Regions from separate parts of the Homo sapiens genome. Here regions 1 and 2 are each linked to region 3. Evidence: chromatin contacts called from ENCODE Hi-C or POLR2A ChIA-PET data. All regions are on one chromosome and are shown on one strand. The core of a region is the stretch at or near the end of the contact, and the rest is flanking DNA. Distances in the headings are between cores, read along the strand shown. Region 1 overlaps SCHLAP1 (SWI/SNF complex antagonist associated with prostate cancer 1). Region 2 has its middle 54 kb from the start of LINC01934. Region 3 holds the start of EPCART (ERG-positive prostate cancer associated androgen responsive transcript).

Region 1 (3,000 bases), core at 448-2,947, 610 kb after region 3:
ACACCTTTATTCTCAGAAGTATCCCAGTTTGTTTGATAAATTATATTATTATCCTGGTTATATTACACTATTTCTCATTTTGTTTAAACCCAGTAGTTTTCACAACTTTTTACCTAAAATACTCATCAAAAAATACTCAAAAAAAATACTCATCATTCTGGAGATTCCAAGAGTCTTATAAACTCTTGTGTCAGGAACCGAGAGCTAAAACCAAATATTACGACAAAAGATACTCCTATCACTGAAGAAGCTGCAAGGGTTTGGGGAGCTCTCTGTCAGAAACTGAGGATGAAGACCAAATACACATTTCTGATTATACTACAATATCATACCTTGTGCTGCAAATGGGAATGGAGCTCATGTGTGTGTCATGCTCTGTTGTCCAGTTCCTTTAATTCCCCTCTCTCACAGTCTAGGAAGCATATTCCAGGACAAGTGAGAGAGATGTTAATATGAAGATAACTTTGAATCAACTCTAATGTATTCTAAAGACAGTCTTCTACAAATTTTTGTACTTTGTCTACCATCAGTAATTAATGACTTATGACACTTACAGTTGATTGTAACATATGTATTGATAAAACTGGTCATTCTAACCCATTCACAAGGAAAACAACCTCGTTTGTAAGCTAAAGCTTCACAATTGCTTTACACAGGGAGTTGAGTCCAATCTCCCTCCTCCACCGCAAGACCCCATTCCAGTGATCCCTTTACCTATCACTATGGCCCCCACAAGATTAAAGTTTGCCTTACCATCTTTAAAAAAATTTCTTTACATAACATGCAATTTATTATATATAATATATAAAAATTATCACCATCCAATTAATTTTTTTAGTGTACAGTCATTTTCTATTAATATACTTTAAAAGGTTTGATTTATTCCAAGTGACAAGTTGCATCTCAACCAGTACAATTGCTTTGATGCTTTACCACTATCAAAACATCTTGAATATTAACTTTTTACATGTAAATAGCTCATGTAGAGTTTTCTAGATATCAAAGACACGCATACAATGGTACATCTCACTGAGAATATCCTATACTAAATGAAAAGTAAATTAAAAGTTAAAAATTTGGGGACCTGCTTCAGGAAAGAAAAGAAAAATTGTTAGGGATCTTGACTTTATATCTTCAGATAAACTACTAATTTTTTCCCCAATAGGACAGAAATAAAGCTTCCTTATTAATATGCTGAGAGTTTCCAAAGCTTTCCTAGGGTTATAAAATGCAGTTTATTCTAGCTTTTACATCTGATGACAAGGATTTAAGCAAGGAGTTATAGTTCTCTTCCACAAAGTTTTGAAACCAAAAGACCCAGGAGAGCAATTGAATGTTTGGTAATTTGGGAATGAGACATTGTGGCATGGTAGAGGCACAATAACCAAATAACAATACATTTGCTGAGGAGACAGATGCATAATATTCCTTCATGCAAGCATTGTCTGCAGTTACCCAACATACTTACATCAATATTATATAACCTAAGCATCTAAAATGTGCAAGGCATTCCTAATCTGAGACTCCCATTTAGAGTTAGGAATACCATGTTGAGAATCCAGCTTGGTTACCTTAAGGATTGTGTAGCCCACATGTTTGATTGGGAACAAAAAGACTTACACTAGGCCTTGATTCACCCAGCATCTATCCTAGGGCTAACAGCTGTGACCTGTCACTCTTCTGAGGTTTTGCCATCGGCTTCTCCATGGAGCTTTGGCTTGCATGAGCCACAGCATCAGCTTGTGACATACTAGTGGGGCCTGCCTCCCTTAAGATATTTAATATCTATCACAGAGGCATCAAGTGCCAGACAGCCAAAGAATACTAATGAGTGCTGTAAAAGCAGGTTTAGGAAAGATTACAGAAATTGTTTGCAGAAGGCTTAAAGTGGATATTGTCCTAACTGCTCACATGGGTCTCATTTGACTGCTTCCAGAAATAAGACATTATTCATATGATTATTTGATATCATTTGGCAATTTGGATTCTCTCCAGATATTGTAGACATTCCAGATAGTCCAGATATTCCCTACTCTCTTCTAGAATCACAAAACAGTTGGTAGGATTGGCTATATCTTGAATGCTTATCAGGGCATCTCTAGTTCTCAAGGTCCAGTTCTCAACTGAAATATGTATTTGAAAAATATTTTGCATGTTTCTCCTTAGTGAATATTTGTGCTGGTTACAATATAAAGAGTCTACCTATATGATTATGAAACCACATTTTAGTAATATGTTTTCAAACAAAGGGTCATTATATGCCCTTAATAAAAATAAGTATGTATATAGTGAAAATATATGTTTCTCTTATATTTGTTTCTGGTAGAATGTTTGTTCATAAATATCTTTGCATATTTACAGCCACAAATTGCAATAAAAAAATAAGAGAAAATAGGCAAGCCATGCTATAGATTGTATAGAAAATGATAAATTTAAAATCATACAAGAGCTACTGAATTTTTTCAAGGAAGTGGAAAGGTATGATAATAAAACTTTAGCTTCATTTAATTTTTTTTTCCAGAGTCTCGTTCTGTCATCTAAGCTGGAGTGCGGTGGCACGATCTTGGCTCACTGCAACCTCCACCTCCCAGGTTCCCAAGCAATTTCCTGCCTCAGCCTTCTGAGTAGCTGGGACTACAGATGCCCACCACCACGCCTGGCTAATTTTTTGTATTTTTAGTAGAGATGGGGTTTTGCCATGTTGGCCAGGCTGGATTTGAACCCCTAACCTCAAGCTATCCACCCACCTCAGCCTCCCAAAGTGCTGGGATTACAGGCATGAGCCACTGCACATGGCCTGCATTTGATTTTTGACAAAGCTTTAAGCCTTTTGTTTCTTTGTAAATTAATGGATACTTTCCTGATTGCAGAAAAACTCAGACTAGGGAAACTAGTGTGTGTCCTTCTCTTCGGCCACACTTTTACTGAGGTAACAAGAGGGTAATCTCCAGACCATTTTTGGCCCCTTGGCCTGGTGCTCAGGCAGTAGTAGATTTTGCC
Region 2 (2,791 bases), core at 206-2,705, 950 kb after region 3:
CTACAAAGTGATGAAGAAGAGTATTAATTTATGAGATAAAGAGTATGAGGGGATAACACTGTAGGGCTTTCACTGGCACCCCTTACCTGATTCCTTTATCATCGTTTGAAGAGCACTTTTTAGCCCTCTGCTAAACTCTTGCTGTGGTCACAGAACTCTCAAATGGTGAAGATCATTTTAAATATGCATGAGACACCATGTTTTTTCTTCCATGGTTATTTTTTTTTAAGGACATATATAATGTTTTACTTGTGTATGTATATCATCTCAATTATGAGCCCCTAGAAATAAGGGATCCAATTTATTTCATTCAGTAAGTTATTAGTTGTGTACACTGGAATATTGGTTTGGGTGCTTAGGATTAGCAGTGAATAAAATACACGAAAATTCCTACCCTTATGGAGTTTACTTTCAATTGCTAGGAGACAGACCAAAAAAATTTAAAAGTGTATATATATATGTGTGTGTGTGTGTGTGCGTACGCACACATTCTCACACACATATATGTATGTTAGATGGTAAGTGTTATGGAGAAAAACAAAGTAGGGAAGGGAAATAGTGTGTGCAGTGAGGGAGAAAGAAAGGGGAGGTTGAATTACAGTTATAACAAGGGTAGTCGGGGAAGACCTCACCTAAAAAATGAGTCAAGAGCTGAAGATGGTGAGGAATAAGCCACATAGGAAAAGAGTCCTACAGGCGGAGGGAATACCAACTGAAAAAATCTTGTAACAAGAGCATGCCCAATGCATTCAAAAGGTAGCAAGTGCTTAGGAGGGCTGGAGCAGGTGAGCAACTAGGAGAGGAATAGGAGGCCAGGTCAAGAAGATGACAGGTGGGCAGATCACATAGGGTCTTGTATTTCATTTTAAGGAGTTTGGCTAGTATTCTAAATAAGATGGGACACCACTGGAAGCTGTTTTTAGCCAACGAGCAACAGGACATGATTTATTAGAATCTGATCAGTCAGAGAAAAACTTGCTGTGGGGCTAAGGAATTGGGAGCAGGGGGACCAGTTAGGAGGCTAATGCAGTAATCCAGGTGAGAGATACCAGTGACTTCAACCTGGGTGGTGGCAGTGTAAGTAGTAAGAAAAGGTCAGGTTCTGGTTAAAAATAGAGCTAAGAAGATTTGCTGATAGATTGAATATGTGGTGTGAAAAAGGAGTTAGAGTTTAGGGCCTGAGCAAACTAGTAGGCTGTAGTTGTCATTAACCAAGGTGAAAAACTCGAGGGTGAAGCAGGATAGGGAGAAAGATTATGAGCTTAGTTTTTGACAGGTTAAGTTTGAAATGCCTATTAAACATCCAAATGGAAGTGCAAGATTGGATATACAAATTTGGAATTCAAGAGTTCTGGGCCAGGGATGTATATTTGTGACACGTGAGTGTGTAGTTGGTATTTATAGCTGTGAGACCTATGATCACTCACTCAAGGGAATGAGTGCTGCTAGAGAAGAAAGAAGCTTAGGCACTCCCAGCATTAGGAGGCTGAGGAGAGATGAGTCAGCAAAGTAATCCAGGAAGGAACGCTCAAGAAGTGAAAGGAAAATCAGGAGAGTGTGATAACCTGAAAGGGAAGTAAAAAGTTTCAAGGAGGTGGGAATGATCTACCCCATGAGAGACTACTGATAAGCCAAATAAAATAAGGACCTAAATAGCCATTAGCAACTCAGGAGTCCTAGACACTGGTGACTTTTATATGCAATTTTGTTGGAGCAATGAAATTAAAGCTTGATTGAATAAAGTAACAAGGAATAGAGAACTTGGAGACTCCTGACAATTTTGCAGTGAAATAGAGAAGTAGGGAGTAGTTGGAGTTTCTTTAAGATGGGAGAAATTACAGCATGTTTGTATATTGATAGGAAAGATTAGAGAGGAGGAAGTGGATGGTGTAGGGGAGGAGGAGCAGTGTCCTTGAAAAAGTTATCTGCTACATAATTTATTCAGGGTGTTTTCAAAGTTCTGCACTACCTTGGACATCTGTCTTTCTCCCTGACTAGAGCAGAAGCTCTTTGGGAAGTGCAGCATCCAGCACTTACAGCAGCATTGTCATTCACCAAATTCTTGAGTTCCCCTAGATAAGCAAGAGGGGATAGGATCTAGTACAAGTGAGGTGTTTGGCCCTTGTTGTGAATTTGCAGAGGACATGGGCATAGGTGAGATTGGAGGGTAGATGTGGTTCGTAGGAAGTTCTTTGGTAGCTTCTACTCCTCCATGAAACGAGATGTTATTGGCTGAAAGTGAGAATGGGGAGACGACAGTTCATACATCTGTGTGACCCATTAATGTCCAGCAGAGTAACTAGTCGTTTGTGGTCAAGTGTAAAAATGAATGATTGAGTTGTCTATCTGGATGAGCCTTTCGTTTATTTCATAGTTAACATGTTAATGAACATGCAATTAAAACATCCATATCAGCTCGAATGGCTCCTCTTTTTCATCAGGTATGGTTTAGCAGTTGTTTGAATCTTTAGCACCTTAATTTTTGTTTCATTCAAGTGATTTTCCTGAAGTCATTGAAGAATCTACCTTGACACCAATTTTAACTAGAGAAATTCAATTATTTGCTGAAAGTTAATACTGCTTTAAATGCTGGACACAAAAATAGTTACGCTGTGTTTCCCAAAGAGGTCATCATGGTCTAGTCAGGAAGAGGGGTGTCCAAGGTGAGTTACACAGAGCTTTGGAAAAGCCTCAGTGGATGGTGTGGCAGATGACGTCCCTGAGTTTGCTAGAGGAAAAATGACTCTAGAAAACTGAGTATTCTTCCCTGTTCTATTTTATGGATGTGGTG
Region 3 (2,911 bases), core at 367-2,866:
GGCAGGCCAGACCCCTTTGGGGCGCCTGTTTTACAAGCTGAGCTAGGTAAAATTACATGATTTATATGAACTATGACAATGATCAATTATCAATGGAATCTGCCTGAGATATCATTCAGGGGCAAGAAAGCAGAAGTTGACCAATCATATGATTAGAAAAAGAAAATTGCTTCTGATTAATATCCATTGAGTTCAAACCATTTAGTGAAACAGTTACCCTTAAACTATCAGCTCATCTAGAACAGAGTTTTGCAAACAACATTTTGTGGGCCAGTAAAACAGATTTTTAACACCTTGCATTTTTACCTCTCTGATCCCTTCTCAGAACCACCAGCAGATTTGACAACTGTTTTCCTCCTTACTCTGTCTCTTCCTTGACTATACAGTAGAAAATAGAGAATTCAATTTATTCAACTCTTTGTAATGTATGTGGTTATTTGAATCCTGTTGTATTCATACAGAACATGAGCTTTGTTCCTATATTTTCATATAATTGTTAATAAGTTATAAGAAGGTTTGAGGCTGTGGCATATAAACACAGCACATAAACATATATTTCTATATAACATAATCTTCCCACTTTTACTACATATTTTTACTAGACTGTTCTGGAAAAGCTATTTGTACATATTTCTTTGTGCACACAAGTTCCTCAGCTAACGGCTTTGCTCTGTTTTTATAGAACATGTTGTATATGGTTAAAAAATGTCTTTCACATAAGCCACATTTTTCCTGTTTTTGTTTACTTGTCTGTATTGCACCTCAATTAGCAAATCGTGCAGTCTTCTCTCCCTGTCATAATAACATAAACTATCTCCATTTTAGGCTGTTCGATGTAAAACAAAAATCCCCAAATTTCCACTAGATGGTGCTATGAGAATGCAAACTTCTTTGGTCAGGGTATATATAAAATCCTCAGTTATTGCAGCCTGTTATTTTGGCTTGTGAAACAGGTCTGCCCCCCACTAAATTAGATGCACAGGGATGATTTAATATTTAGTTAAGAGACGATGCAATATTTCCCACAAGTCTCTGAGGAGCCCAGGCAAAACAATGAAGAGGCATTTTTCGTCTAATCCTCATCCATACCACTTCTTCTTACCTGGCCTTTTTGGTATGCTACTCCATAGATACCTAGGAACAACCCCATAGTGGCAACATCTTTTGACCCCGGTCACTGCCACCGTCTATGGCTTCTTTACCCAGTCTTCCCTCCTTGGCTGGAGGGGGCTAATGGATTTATTACATTACTGACTGTCAGCAATTATTTTTTGACAATTTGTTCAGTGGTTTTCAAAGTGTGATTTCCCAGACCAGCAGTGTCATCTGGGAGGTTGTTACAATTGCAAATTCTCAGACTTCAGCTCGGACCTACTGAATTGGATGGGAGTGGAGACCAGCAATCTGCATTTTCACAAACCTCCCCGAGGTGATTCTAATGTGTAGGAAAGTTGAGAACCAGTGTGTTAAATACTTCCTGGGAACAAAACTGCCTTATCCTATTTGGATTAACCTCATTCCTGAAAGCCCTCAAAGAACAACTTTAAAGGTGGATAGGTGGGTGAAGAAATTTTTAAAGGTGTTGCCAGGTACAGTGGCTCACCCCTTTAATCCCAGCACTTTGGGAGGCTGAGTCAGGTGGATCACTTGAGCCCAGGAGTTCAAGACCAGCCTGGGCAGCATGCTGAAACCCTGTCTGTACAAAAACAAACAAACAAAAAATTAGCTGGGCGTGGTGGTGCACGGCTGTCCCAAGCTACTCAGAAGGCTGAGGTAGGAGAATCCGTTGGGCCCGGGAGGTTGAGGCTGCAGTGAGCCAAGATGGCGCCACTGCATTCCACCCTAGGCAACAGAGTGAGACCCTGTCTCAAAAAGGAAAAAAAAGTTTAAGGCGAGCATTTGTTCTACTTGGCCTACTCTGCTTTCCCTTTGGGTTGCTCTGCTCCCCTTGGGCTGCTTTGCTCTCCCTTTGGGTTCTGCCTGTCACTGAGGAGTCCTCACTGCAAAGGAATAGTGAAGCCTGTATCTAATGTGTAAATGTAGGAGAGTATGATTAGTAACTCACTTTTTTTTTTTTTTTTTTTTTAAAGAGATGCCCAGGAAGGCAGCCAGATGGCAGCATCGTTCCTACACTGTCTCTGCACTCCCAAAGGCAGTTTCTGGCCCTTTACTGTAGTCAAAGGAGATCGCGTAGCAGCGGTCGTTTATTGGCTAGGCTGTTTGTCTTTTTTCTCTACTGCAGCATGAGTCAGAACCCACAGAGAGAACCAGAGAGGAACAACCCGTTGATTAATGGGTCAGAGAGCTATGTAAGACTGTGATCTCCTATTGTCCCTGTTTCACGGAACAAATGTGGGGGATGCTACAAAGATTCAACACTAGGTAGACATCTAATGAAGCTGGGTTGCCATCAATCAGTTCAAACAGGTGTCTGGAATAGCTGTGTCTTCTGTCTTTTGATAAACACTGAGTACCTGCACATACAATTCCCTGGGAGCTTTTAAATCTCCTGATGCCCAGGCTGCACCCTAGACCAACCACATCAGAATCAGGAGAATGGTTTTAGGGCATCAGTACAGCTTTAAATCTTCCCAGGGGATACTAATGAGCATGAAGGGCTGGGAACCATGATATTAAAGACGTTGAGATGAAATTTGTGGCAAAGTTATTTCAATTGAGAAACCTGGGTTATTGTCTTATACCGTACTGTCAATTTCAACAGTGGAGTTTGTTGTTTTGGCCAGTTTTGATCTTGGCAAGTTTCGATATTCGAAATGGATTTTGTTGTATGACAGAAGGGGGCATCATCTCCTCTCCACCCCACACCACCTCCTTCTCTCTTTCCCCCTCCTCCTTCTCACTTGTTGTTCTGTTTTGTGTTTTGTTTTGTTTTGGAGGGGTGAAGACTGAA

Evidence for each region. Hi-C counts contacts between places; a loop is a spot of excess contacts on that map. ChIA-PET counts read pairs that join two places held with the same protein, here RNA polymerase II (POLR2A). Pooled maps may share reads with other maps.
Region 1: a loop to region 3 is called in a pooled map, with 2.2 times the contacts of the local background. The contact joins the enhancer-like site here to the promoter of EPCART in region 3. A Hi-C loop is called at or near these places in 2 of 168 maps with a recorded cell type or tissue (Calu3 and PC-9), 1 of 37 single-sample maps with no recorded cell type and 2 of 50 pooled maps.
Region 2: a loop to region 3 is called in a map of GM18951, with 7 times the contacts of the local background. The contact joins the enhancer-like site here to the promoter of EPCART in region 3. A Hi-C loop is called at or near these places in 22 of 168 maps with a recorded cell type or tissue (A673, GM18951, HepG2 and 15 more) and 23 of 50 pooled maps. POLR2A ChIA-PET finds 5 or more read pairs at or near these places in 3 of 52 experiments (H1, HepG2 and MCF 10A).

What each region holds. Positions count from the first base shown.
Region 1 is chr2:180,737,579-180,740,578 of GRCh38, forward strand. The region is part of intron 3 of SCHLAP1 (SWI/SNF complex antagonist associated with prostate cancer 1); the gene reads left to right. Among named protein-coding and RNA genes, the nearest start is that of SCHLAP1, 47 kb to the left of the region's middle. Within about 2 kb of position 1,698, at least 2 of the 41 ENCODE cell types and tissues checked have a DNase peak (open chromatin) inside an H3K27ac peak, as active enhancers do.
Region 2 is chr2:181,068,801-181,071,591 of GRCh38, forward strand. No RefSeq gene overlaps it. Among named protein-coding and RNA genes, the nearest start is that of LINC01934, 54 kb to the right of the region's middle. Within about 2 kb of position 1,456, at least 2 of the 41 ENCODE cell types and tissues checked have a DNase peak (open chromatin) inside an H3K27ac peak, as active enhancers do; they include PC-3, where a contact is called at or near this core.
Region 3 is chr2:180,123,578-180,126,488 of GRCh38, forward strand. It overlaps EPCART (ERG-positive prostate cancer associated androgen responsive transcript), which reads right to left and starts at 1,617. Exons shown (of 4, transcript XR_923634.3): 1 at 1,103-1,617.